Linked DNA regions of Homo sapiens: region 1 is linked to region 2. Evidence: chromatin contacts called from ENCODE Hi-C or POLR2A ChIA-PET data. All regions are on one chromosome and are shown on one strand. Each heading gives the region's core, a stretch centred on a gene start or an enhancer-like site at or near the end of the contact. The rest is flanking DNA. Distances are from core to core; before and after follow the strand shown.

Region 1 (6,161 bases), core at 1,643-4,142, 59 kb before region 2:
CGCTACCACTCAGACACATCTCAGTAACTACCCTTCCGTGAAAGAGATCTTGCAAGGTGAATGTGAATTCAAAGGTTAAAGATTCACTTCTATTCTCCCTAATAAGAATACATACTAAAAGCACAAAAATTGTTTTTTGGTTTTTTTTTGAGACAGGGTTTCATTCCTGTTGCCCAGGCTGGAGTGCAGTGGCCCACTCTCAGTTCACTACAACTTCCACCTCCCAGGCTCAAGCAATCCTCCTGCCTCAGCCTCCCGAGTAACTGGGACTACAGGCACACACCACCACCCCCGGCTAATTTTTGTATTTTTAGTAGAGACAGGGTTTCGCTATGTTGGCCAGGCTGGTCTTGAACTCCTGACCTCAAGTGATCCACCCACCTCGGCCTCCCAAAGTGCTGGGATTACAGGTGTGAACCACCACACCCAGCCAGAAATGTTTTTAATAATGAAACTTGATCTAAAGAAGTTATATATTGTCCCTGTGGCTAAAATTCACTGCAGATTGGCAATCTTGTTTTTTTTTTTTTTTTAGATGGAGTCTCACTCTGTCACCTAGGCTGGAGTACAGTGGCATCTCGCCTTACTGCAACCTCTGCCTCCTGGGTTCAAGGGATTCTCCTGCCTCAACCTCCCAAGTAGTTGGGATTACAGGCGTGTGCCACCATGCCCAGCTAATTTTTTGTATTTTTAGTAGAGACGAGGTTTCACCATATTGGCCAGGAGGGTCTCGATTTCCTGACCTCAAGTGATCTGCCCGCCTCGGCCTCCCAGAGTGCTGGGATTACAGGCATGTGCCACCATGCCCAGCCAGACTGGCAATTTCAAGTTCTTACAACTTATGTGTACAGGATGGCTCATTTCTACAAAGCTATCTTAAAGACAACCCAGTTAAAGAGAGACATTTGAAAGGGCATACACCTAGTGGACCCATAAAGGGCTCTTAGTCTCTAAGAAAGTGTTTTAAGAGTCTAGATCTTGGCTGGGCACGGTGGCTCCCACCTGTAATCCCAGCACTTTGGGAAGCTGAGGCAGACAGATCACCTGAGGTCAGTAGTTCGAGACCAGCCTGGACAACAAGGTGAAACCCCCATCTCTACTAAACTACAAAAATTAGCCGGGTGTGGTGGTGCGCACCAGTAGTCCCAGCTATTCAGCAGGCTAAGCCAGGAGAATCACTTGAACCTGGGAGGCAGAAGTTGTGGTTAGCTGAGATCAGACCACTGCACTCCAGCCTGGGTGACAGAGTGAGATTCTGTCTCCAAAAAAAAAAAAAAAAAAGATTCTAGGTTTTATGTATTTAAGAAAATAGGGACATGTGACTGTTTCGGAGGGGGAAAAACAGAGAACACACAGGGCAATGCTTTTAAAAGCACAGTCTACTTCAAAAAACAGGATGTGATGTCTCTCTGACACTGACATGCTTTATGGGTGCAAAGCAATAAGAAAATTATTATTTGGGAGGTGGTGCATCATCTCTCCACTTAAACTCACAGTCAAACTTAGAAAAAAGTTCCATTGTTTACGTACTGCATTACTTAAATAAAAGATGAAAAGGGGCCGGGCGTGGTGGCTCACGCCTGTAATCCCAGTACTTTGGGAGACTGAGGCGGGCGGATCACTTGAGGTGAGTTTGAGACCAGCCTGGCCAACATGGTGAAACCCCGTCTCTACTAAAAATACAAAAAAATCAGCTGGGCGTGGTGGCACGTGCCTATAATCCCAGTTACTCTGGAGGCTCAGGCACGAGAATCGTTTGAAGCCGGGAAGCGGAGGTTGCAGTGAGCCAAGATTTCGCCACTGCACTCCAGCCTGGGCAACACAGTGAGACGCTGTCTCAAAAAAAAAAAAAAAAAAAAAAAAGATGGAAAGGGACAATTTATCAAGTGTTTGCACCCAGAATACAGAAACACAGGGTTTTCTAAGTTTTTATTTACTTAAAGGGACAATCCTTTAGGCCAGGCACAGTGGCTCATGCCTGTAATCCCAGCATTTTGGGAGGCCGAGGTGGACGGATCACGAGATCAGGAGATCGAGACCATCCTGGCCAACATGGTGGAACCGCATCTCTACTAAAAATACAAAAATTAGCTGGGTGTGGTGGTGCGCGCCTGTAATCCCAGCTCCCAGGAGGCGGAGGTTGCAGTGAGCCGAGATTGCATCACTGCACTCCAGTCTGGCGACAGCATGAGACTCCGGCTCAAAAATAAAAAAAAAGAAGGACAATCCTTTAAAAAGTTAATATTAACCCTCAGAGACTAGCTTTCTGAATATCTGTACGAACCAACACCTTTTCTTCCAACTCCAACTGAAACAGGTATAAACAGCACAAGGCAAAATAATCAAAAACAGATGGTGACAACTTCTCGATTGTGATGCATCTGAATTGAGACCTCTGGGTCATAAAGAATTTCTGCCACTGATAACCTAGTCTAATCATTTCAAACTGTTACTTTTTCACAGAAGAAAAAACTTTATGTTTATTTGCAGAAAAAATGGATAGTAAATTCCGTAGCAAATAGAGCTACTGACTAATCACGTACACACAGTAAAAACACTTTCTATTCAACTGTGGAGTTTTCTGCCTTTAAAAGTCCTGCCAGAGGATACTCACAATAATTTTCTCATCATTATACGATCTCTTTCAGCAAAATAAAGAGGGCCTGGTGTCAATGTCTTTACTTTTTATCTATAAGAAGTTGAAGAAAATCAACACAAATCTAGAATATGAAAATAGTACCTCATGGTGTCTGTAGAATCGGGGCAGGCATCAGCTCATATCCTGCCAGAAGCTGGGCAAACATTTTGAACAGCCTGGCTATGAGGTCATGACAATGACCTCACAAACAGGAATTCTCATGTTAGTCGCCCTCTGGGCTGAAGCCTCACCACTTTAAAGGAATCTGGAGCTGATGACTCAAGAAATGTCCTTCCTCCTAAGAAATTATCCTCCCATCTGAGATTAGCAGCATCTAATCTCAGTTTTCTCCACTGCTGACCAGCATCAGCAACACAGGTAAGCAGAGACAAGCAAGTCCACCTAAATAGCTGAACACCAGTCATGTACGCATATCTGTATTACCTGCAAACTTCTGGTACGCAAGTTTTTATTTTGGTTCGGTTCCAAACACTTTTTCTTAGTATTCTTTACTGGAGGATTGGGCTACATTTAAGCATCCCCGCCAGGCGTGGTGGCTCACGCCTGTAATCGCAGTACTTTGGGAGGCCAAGGCAGGCTGATCATGAGGTCAAGAGATAGAGACAACCCTGGCCAACATGGTGAAACCCCGTCTCTACTAATACAAAAATTAGCTGGGCATGGTGGTGCGTGCGTGTAGTCCCAGCTACTTGGGAGACTGAGGCAGGAGAATCTCTTGAACCTGGGAGGTGGAGGTTGCAGTGAGCCGAGATCGTGCCACTGCACTCCTGCCTGGCGATAGAGCAAGACTCCATCTCAAAAAAAAAAAAAGAAAAAGGAAAGAAAAAAGAATCCTGATAACTGAGTAGAAAATAAATCATAAACTTAAAATGTTACCCTTGCCATCCTAATAAACTATTGAGTTCACCAGCCCCAATATTTACCCTGTTTACTAAGGAGAAGTGGAGATTAAGATGTCTAAGTCATTTTGAAAATGCCAGAAGAATAAAGCCTCGGGACAGCTCCGGAATAGCCCTGTGTATCTTTGTGAGGAAAAGGCAAAATGGCCAGGCTGTTGTTTCCTCCCTCTTAAGAGTTTTGAAGTTTGCAAGCCAGCACAGAGTAAGAATTAGTGACATTTTATTATTTCTAAGTGCTTAAAAATTCTGAAATTGAAGGGAACTGTAACAGGGACTCAGAACAATTATCTCAATGGAATCACTGGTAATTTTTATCTGTGTTTTCTTGGGTCTATAGAAATTTTATTTAATGAACAGGTATAATTAATTTCACAGGCAGAAAAAAAATTCTTTTGAGCCACAGTAAAACGGCTTCAACCGAAAGAGTGAAGAAACAGACTCTACTGAGCTGCTTTCTCCACAGAAACAAGAGTGCAGTACAGCCAAGCCAGGATGGAAGTGAATACATATGGAGAGGGGGAGAGGGTGGCTAGCTGTTCACCAAGACTTTTTTGTTGTTGTTTATTTTTTTTTTTTTGAGGCAGAGTCTTGCCCTGTTGCCCAGGTTGAACTGCAGTGATGCACTCATGGCTCATGGCAGCCTTGACCTCCCAGACTCCAGCCATCCTTCCACCTCAGCCTCCCAAGTAGCTGGGACTACAGGCAGACACCACCACACCCGGCAAATTTTTTTTTTTTTTTTTTTTTTTTTTGTAGAGATGGGGTTTTACCATGTTGCCTAGGCTGGTCTTGAACTCCTGGGTGCAAGCGATCCACCAACCTTGGCCTCCCAAAGTGCTGGGATTACAGGCGTAAGCCACCGTGCCTGGCCTCTTTTTCTTCCTGGATTCACACCATATTTCCCAGCTCCCGCTACAGTTCAGTATGATCACGTGACTGAGTTCTAGCCAGTGGAATAAGTGTGTGAGGCATGTGCCACTCTAGGCCTAGCCCAGAGGAACCTACTGTGTACAATCCCCCATGCTCTTTGCCCTTCTGATGGCTTGATGGAGACAAGCCCAGCAACCTCGAAAGCATGTACTGAAGACAACAGAATCAAAAGATGGAAGAGTTCAGGCGTGTGGCTCATGCCTGTAATCCCAGCACTTTGGGAGACCAAAGTGGGTGGATCATCTGAGGTCAGGAGTTTGAGACCAGCCTGGGCAACATGGCAAAAACCTCTCTCTACAAAAAAATACAAAAATTAGCCGGGCATAGTGGTGCACGCCTGTAATCTCAGAGGTTGCAGTGAGCCAAGATCACACCACTGCCCTCCAGTCTGGGCGACAGAGCCAGACTCCATCTCCAAAAAAAAAAAAAAAAAAAAAAAAAAGGAAGAAAGAAGTCTAGACACCTGAATCACCTCTCCCCATTTTCCCATCAGTAAATATGTATCCTAAACTTTTCCAAAACTGAAAATCAACTTATCGGCCACGCATGGTGGCTCACACCTATAATCCCAGCACTTTGGGAGGCAGTCCGATCACAAGGTCAGGAGTTCGAGACCAGCCTGGCCAACATGGTGAAACCCCATCTTTACTAAAAAAAAAATATAAAAATTAGTCGAGAGTGGAGGCGCATGCCTGTAATCCCAGCTACTCAGTAGGCTGAGGCAGGATAATCGCTTGAAGCCAGGAGGCAGAGGTTGCAGTGAGCCAAGATTGTGCCACTGCACTCCAGCCTGGGCAACAGAGTGAGACGCCGTCTCAAAAAAAAACAAAAAAAAAAGAAAATTAACTTATCAGTTTCAGCCACTGAAATAAGTGGGCTTATATGGTATAGTGGCAAGCTTATTTTATGTAATACAGTGGCAAACAGATAAAAACTTTGCTTAGAGCTTTGAATCATCTTGGCCAAGTAAATTCCTCAAATAAATTAATTTTAAGGGACTGGGCTTGGTGGCTCATGCCTGTAATCGCAGCACTTCGGAAGGCCAAGGCAGCCGGATCACCAGAGGTCAGGAATTTGAGACCAGCCTGGCCAACATGGTGAAACCCTGTCTCTACTGAAAATACAAAAAAAAAAAAAAAAAATTAGCTGGTCGTGGTGGCAGGCGCCTGTAATACCAGCTACTTGGGAGGCTGAGGAGAATAGCTTGAACCCTGGAGGTGGAGGTTGCAGTGAGCCGAGATCACGCCACTGCACTCCAGCCTGGGCGACAGAATGAGACTCCACCTTAAAAAAAAAAAAAAAATTAATTTTAAGGACGAGCCTCTAAGATTGAAATGCTTTATATCACAAAAAGCATTATAATGTGAATAATTAAAGTACTATATTTTTATAAAAGCAGAGACATTTTACTCGTAAGAACAAAATATGTTTTTAAAACACACAAGTTTGCCCAGGCATGGTGGCTCACACCTATAATCCCAGCATTTTGGGAGGCCAAGGCAGGTGGATCACTTAAGTCCAGGAGTCTGAGAGCTGCCTGGGCAACATAGTGAAACCCCATCTCTAAAAAAAAAAAATTTTTTTTAATTAGCCGGGCATGGTGGCGCCTGCCTGGAATCCCAGCTACTTCGGAGACTGAGGTGGGAGGATCGCTTGAGCCCAGGAGATTGAGT
Region 2 (6,465 bases), core at 1,745-4,244:
AAAATTTTTAAGGTTTTTGCTTTTATTCTCCTGGGATAGATTTTTTGTGTAATTTATGATGTGAGACAGCAAATCAAAATTATTTAAACTCATATATGTGGGTATTGCACCTAACCATATATATACATTCAGCCAGGCATGGTGGCTCACGCCTGGAATCCCAGCACTTTGGGAAGCCGAGGCGGGTGGATCACTTGAGGCCAGGACTTCAAGACCAGCCTGGCCCACATGGCGAAACCCCGTCTCTATAAAAAATACAAAAATTAGCCGGGTGTGGTAGCACCTGCCTGTAGTCCCAGCTACTTGGGAGGCTGAGGCAGAGAATTGCTTGGACCCAGGAGGCGGAGGTTGCAGTGAGCAGAGATCGCACCACTGCACTCCAGCCTGGGCAACAGAGCAAGACTCTGTCTCAAAAAAAAATTAACAAAGTATATATATATAAATATATGTATTCCAGTAACAATATAAAATGTAACATACATATATGTGTAATATAGTTTAGTTAACATGTATTACAAAGAAAAGTTAATATATTAAATAATACATGTTATATATTATCTATTACAACTTATCTTTTATATATACACACACACCCACACTCTTTAGTTAATACATATATTAGGGGAATATATAGATAGACCTCTAGATAGACCTCTTTCCATATCAGAAGATGTAGATTACCTTATATTAAAAAAATTTTTTTTGAGACAGAGTTTTGCTCTTGTTGCCCAGGCTGGAGTGCAGTGGTGCAACCTCTACTCACTGCAACCTCCACCTCCCAGGTTCAAGCAATTCTCCTGCCTCATCCTCCCGAGTAGCTGGGATTACAGGTATGCGGGATTACAGGATAATTTTGTATTTTTAGTAGAGACGGGGTTTCTCTATGTTGGCCAGGCTGGTCTCGAACTCCCAACCTCAGGTGATCCACCTGCCTCGGCCTCCCAAAGTGCTGAGATTATAGACATGAGCCACCACGCCTGGCCCCATATTTTAAATTATTTAATTTTTTTTTTCCCTAGAGATGAGTTCTTGCCATGTCGTTCAGGCTGGTCTTGAACTCCTAGGCTCAAGCGATCCTGCTGCCTCAGATTCCCAAAGTGCTGGGATTACAGGCGCGAGCCACTGTACCCAGCCTCCTCATTTTTTTAAACCATTGCGTTGTAAGATCATAGTGTGCTATGATTTCAACAGATTCCTACCAATAGACATTTAGGTTATTTTCAGTACTTGCTACTACACACATTGCCACAATAAACAGCCTTGGGTGCATATATAGTATACTCGTATTTCTTTTCTTCTTAAAAATGTTTTTTGTCTTACCAAGAAGCTTGAATCTGAAGCGCATACAGTGTGCTTTTACAAACATAGTTGTAGGATTAATGCTTAGATTAGAACCACTGAATCTAAAATATGTACATTTACATTTTTAAAAAAATTACCCTCCCAAAAAAGAGTGAGCCAATTTATATCCCCACCAATAATGTATGAGAATGCCTGTTCCCCTCTACTTTAACCTTTCTTAAATGTAAAACCAATCTTACTCCATCAAATACAGGCCATCAGAGCCTACCTGGAAACAGCTATGCATATGTTCCTGTCAGATAAAGCCATTTGAATCCCAAATGAAATTCCTAAAGCTAAAAGGAGATAAGGGTGCCTAAATCTGCTGGGACCAGTCAGATGTTGAGGTTTATGCTCTGCTGGTCAAAAATTACCTTACATTTTATTAGAGTTTACATCAGTTATCACGATTTCAGCAGCTGGTCTAACTCAGACTAGCGGAGACAATAAGGAGACTCATTAGCTCACAAAACAGGACGTTTGCAACACGGTTCAGCTTCAGGGCTGGTTGATGTAGTGGCTCAAGCCGCTAAATTTCTCAAGCACCCAAAATCTTTTCTTCTCTTTCTCTGCCATTTGCGGAGGTGGCTTCATCCTTCATTCAACCATCCTAAGGTAAGATGGTTGCCAGAGCAATGGATATGATATATGATACATTTCTGTCTCATGCGTTGTGTGAGGAGACCACCAAACAGGGTTTGTGTGTGCAGCAAGGCTGTTTATTTCACCTGGGTGCAGGCGGGCTGAGTCCGAAAAGAGAGTCAGCAAAGGGTGGCGTGATTACCACTAGTTCCTTTAGGTTTTGGGATAGGCGGTGGAGTTAGGAGCAATGTTTTGCAGGCAGGGGGTGGATCTCACAAAGTACATTCTCAAGGGTGGGGAGAATTACAAAGAACCTTCTTAAGGGTGGGGGAGATTATAAAGTACATTGATCAGTTAGGGTGGGGCAGAAACAAATCACAGTGGTGGAATGTCATCAGTTAAGGCTATTTTCACTTCTTTTGTGGATCTTCAGTTGCTTCAGGCCATCTGGATGTATTCGTGCAGCACAGGAGATATGATGGCTTAGTTTGGGCTCAGAGGCCTGACAATTTCCTATTCATGCTTTCTTGTGGTTTGCTTTGCTTTTGCTTTTGCTTTTGCTTTTTTTTTTTTTTTTTTTTTTTGAGACAGAGTCTCACTCTGTCTCCCCAGGCTGGAGTGCAGTGGTGCAATCTTGGCTCACTGCCACCTCTGCCTCCCAGGTTCAGGCGATTCTCCTACTTCAGCCTCCCTAGTAGCTGGGACTACAGGCCTGCGCCACCACACCTGGCTAATTTTGTATGTTTAGTAGAGACGGGGTTTCGCCCTTTAGGCCGGGCTGGTCTCGAACTCCTGAACTCAGGTGATCCGCCTGCCTCGGCCTCCCAAAGTGCTGGGATTACAGGTGTGAGCCACTGCTCCTGGCCTTTCCTATGGTTTTCTAAGTGTGCGTGTGCATGCACACACACACGTGCACGCACACACGCACCCTCTGGCATGCATCTCCTTGGCCCAGGTGGGCCCAGATGGGCCCAGGTCTGTCCACCCTGAATATACCATGATCAGGGTAAAGTGAGTATTGCACAGTCAACTATAACATTCACTACTGTGCTTCCATTTTCAAAGACTGAAGCAGAGACTACCAGAAGTCCCGCCCCCCTCAAAGCCATTCTACCCTCTTCCTGTATCTGATTCTTCCTGCCATGTGACATCCAGAATGAAGACATTTCCTAACTTCCTGTGTTATTAGGGATGGCCATGAAAATAAGTTCTGGCCAAGCTGAAGTAGCCCATGCAACCTCTTGGAAGTGTGTGTGTGTGTGTGTGTGTGTGTGTGTGTGTGTGTAAGAGATGGAGGCTTGCTCTGTTGCCCAGGCTAGAGTATAGTGGCATGATTACAGTTCACTGCAAACTTGAACTCCTGGGCTCAAGCGATCCTCCGGCCTCAGCCTTCGAGTAGTTACGATTACAGGGGTGAGCTACAGTGTCCAGTCCAGGCAGTTTTCTTAAAGGGAGAGGGCAAACATTTATCTTTCTTTTCTCCCTCCTGCTGATAGGATGTGATATTGTGACATAATAAGAAATAGGCCGGGCATGGTGGCTCACGCCTGTAATCCCAGCACTTTAGAAGGCCAAAGTGGGCAGATCACTTTCGGCCAGGAGTTTGAGAGCAGCCTGGCCAACACAGTGAAACGCCGTCTCTACTAAAAATACAAAAGTTAGCTGGGCATGGTGGCACATGCCTGTAATTCCAGCTACTCGGGAAGCTGAGAAGGAGAATCACTTGAACCCGCGAGGCGGAGGCTGCAGTGAGCCAAGATCGCACCACTGCCCTCCAGCCTGGGTGACAGAGCGAGACTCTGTGTCAAAAAAAAAAAAAAATAGAAATATACATTTTGATCTTTGTTGCCCCTGGCTTCTGGCCAGAGCTCCTAAAACCTTTGCAGTTTCTAAAGCAAAAAATGTTAGGAGCATCTTTCGTTCTACCATTTGGTCTTTGACCCTGTCTCCTAATACGAGCGCCTAATCCTTTGGAATTTTCTGGGTGACAGGAAGACCTATTGTTCTAATGAAGCCAAACTTGGTGGGCTCTTGGATAGCTTCAGGATGGGGGCTGGTCACCAGAATGACCAAACCATGATTAGCATCCTGAAACTTTCAGCCTCACCCTCCGTCTTCTGGGTGAGGGGAAAGGGCTGGAGATTAAGTTAATAATGGATCACGCCTGCATGAAGAAGTCTCCATAAAGGCAGAGTGTGGGGACTCAGTCTGTAAACCTAGCACTTTGGGAGGCTGAGGCAGGAGGATCACTTAAGCCTCTGGAAGTTGAGGCTGCAGTGAGTCGTGATCATGCCTCTGCACTCCAGCCTGAGTAGTGACAGAGCAAGATGCTGTCTCAAAAAAAAAAAAAAAAAAAAAAAAAAAAAGGCTGGGCGCAGTGGCTCACGCCTGTAATCCCAGCACTTTGGGAGGCCAAGGCAGGCGGATCACCGGGTCAGGAGATCAAGACCATCCTGGCTAACATGGTGAAACCCCATCTCTACTAAAAATACAAAGAAATTAGCCTGGTGTGGTGGTGGGCGCCTGTAGTCCCAGCTACTCCCAGGAGGCTGAGGCAGGAGAATGGCGTGAACCCAGAAGGCGGAGCTCGCAGTGAGCCGAGACTGCACTCCAGCCTGGGTGACACAGCGAGACTCCGTCTCAAAAAAAAAAAAAAAAAGAAAGAAAAAAGAAAAGAAAAAGAAAGAAGGAAAGGCCGGGCGCAGTGGCTCACGCCTGTAATCCCAGAACTTTGGGAGGCCGAGGCGGGCGGATCACGAGGTCAGGAGATCGAGACCATCCTGGCTAACATGGATAAACCCCGTCTCTACTTAAAAAAAAATACAAAAAATTAGCCAGGCGTGGTGGCGGGCGCCTGTAGTCCCAGCTTCTTGGGAGGCTGAGGCAGGAGAATGGTGTGAACCTGGGAGACAGAGCTTGCAGTGAGCCGAGATCGTGCCACTGCACTCCAGCCTGGGCGAAAGAGCGAGACTCCGTCTCAAGAAAGAAAGAAAGAAAGAAAGAAAATCTCCATAAAAATCTCTGAACTTGCAGGCTAGTAAACGCCCACATGCTGGGGGTGTGGCGCACCCCTGCTCCCCGGGGACAGAAGCTCCTGTATTCAGACGCTTCTGCACCTTGCCCTATGTACCTGTTCATCTGGCTGGCCAGGTATATCCTCTATCACATTCTCTATAATAAACTAGTAACTGAAAATGTTTCCTTGAGTTTTGTAAGCCATCATAGCAAATTATTGGACCTAGAAAAGGGGTCATGGGAGCCTCGATTTGTAGTCAAGTCAGACAGAAGTCTGAGTAAACTAGGGACCCACTACTTGAGATTGGCAACCGAAATGGGGGGAAGTCTTGTGATACTAAGCCTGTGGGGTCTGCTCTAAGCTCACGTCATTTGTGTCATAGTTGAATTGTGGAACCCCCAGTTGATGCCTGGAGAGTTGAAGAGGGGGTTGGTGTGGGAAAAACCCCACACATCTGGTGCTGGAAGTGTTGAGTGTTATAGAGAAAACCATTTGCTAGGCTGAGAGCAGTGGCTCACGCCTGTAATTCCAGCACTTTGGGAGGCTGAGGGAGGATCCTTTGGGAAGATTGCTTGAGCCCAGGAGTTCAAGATCAGTGGTAATATAGTGACACCCTGTCTCCACAAAAATAAAAATAAAAAAAAAGCCAGGTGTGGTGGTGTGCGCCTGTGGTCCCAGCTCCTCAGGAGACTGAGGTGGGAAGATCACCTGAGCCCAGGACGTCAAGGCTGCAGTGAGCTACGATCACACCACTGCACTCCAGCCTGGGTGACACAGCAAGACCATGTCTCAAAAAATACGACCAGGCGTGGTGGCTCACACCTGTAATCCCAGCACTTTGGGAGGCCAAGGCGGGCAGATTACTTGAGGTCAGGAGTTCGAGACCAGCCTGTGCAACATGGTAAAACCCTATCTCTACTAAAAATACAAAAATTAGCCAGGCATGGTGGTGCACACCTGTAGTCCCAGCTACTTGGGAGGTTGAGGTGGGAGGATCACCTGAACCTGAGGTGGGAGGTTGACGCTGCAGTGAGCTGTGATCAGGTCACTGCACTCGTGCCTGGGTGACCTAGGGAGATCCTGACTCAAAAAATAAAATAAATTTAAAAATACAGTTTTTTTTCCCCTATACACTGAAGTACAGGTGTAATGACTGGTCCTAGAACCATCATGTTGACCCCAGCAAGCGACCCTGTGCCACTTTTGGACCCCTGTTATGGGTTGGCTTGTGTGCCCTCCAAAGAGATATGTTAAAGTCCTGCCCCTGGGCCAGGTGCGGTGGCTCACGCCTGTAATCCCAGCACTTTGGGAGGCTGAGGTGGGCGGATCATCTGAGGTCAGGAGTTCAAGACCAGCCTGGCCAAATGGTGAAACCCTGTCTCTACTAACAATAACAAAAATTAGCCTGCCATAGTACCCAGCACCTGTAATCCCAAATACTCCGGAAGCTGAGGCAGGAAAATCCCTTGAACCTGGGAGGCAGAGGCTGCAGTGAGCCGCGATCGCACCTCTGCACTCCAGCAACA

The links. Hi-C counts contacts between places; a loop is a spot of excess contacts on that map. ChIA-PET counts read pairs that join two places held with the same protein, here RNA polymerase II (POLR2A). Pooled maps may share reads with other maps.
Region 1: a map of CD4-positive, alpha-beta T cell shows a loop between it and region 2 (5-fold over the local background). The contact joins the promoter of CLIP1-AS1 here to the enhancer-like site in region 2. A Hi-C loop is called at or near these places in 13 of 168 maps with a recorded cell type or tissue (CD4-positive, alpha-beta T cell, Caco-2, IMR-90 and 10 more), 8 of 37 single-sample maps with no recorded cell type and 16 of 50 pooled maps. POLR2A ChIA-PET finds 5 or more read pairs at or near these places in 34 of 52 experiments (A549, A673, AG04449 and 27 more).

The regions. Positions count from the first base shown.
Region 1 is chr12:122,392,650-122,398,810 of GRCh38, forward strand. It overlaps CLIP1-AS1 (CLIP1 antisense RNA 1), which reads left to right and starts at 2,893. Exons shown (of 3, transcript NR_045382.1): 1 at 2,893-3,016; 2 at 3,934-4,056. The region is part of intron 1 of CLIP1 (CAP-Gly domain containing linker protein 1); the gene reads right to left.
Region 2 is chr12:122,451,062-122,457,526 of GRCh38, forward strand. No RefSeq gene overlaps it. Among named protein-coding and RNA genes, the nearest start is that of CLIP1, 32 kb to the left of the region's middle. Within about 2 kb of position 2,995, at least 7 of the 41 ENCODE cell types and tissues checked have a DNase peak (open chromatin) inside an H3K27ac peak, as active enhancers do; they include CD4-positive, alpha-beta T cell and thyroid gland, where a contact is called at or near this core.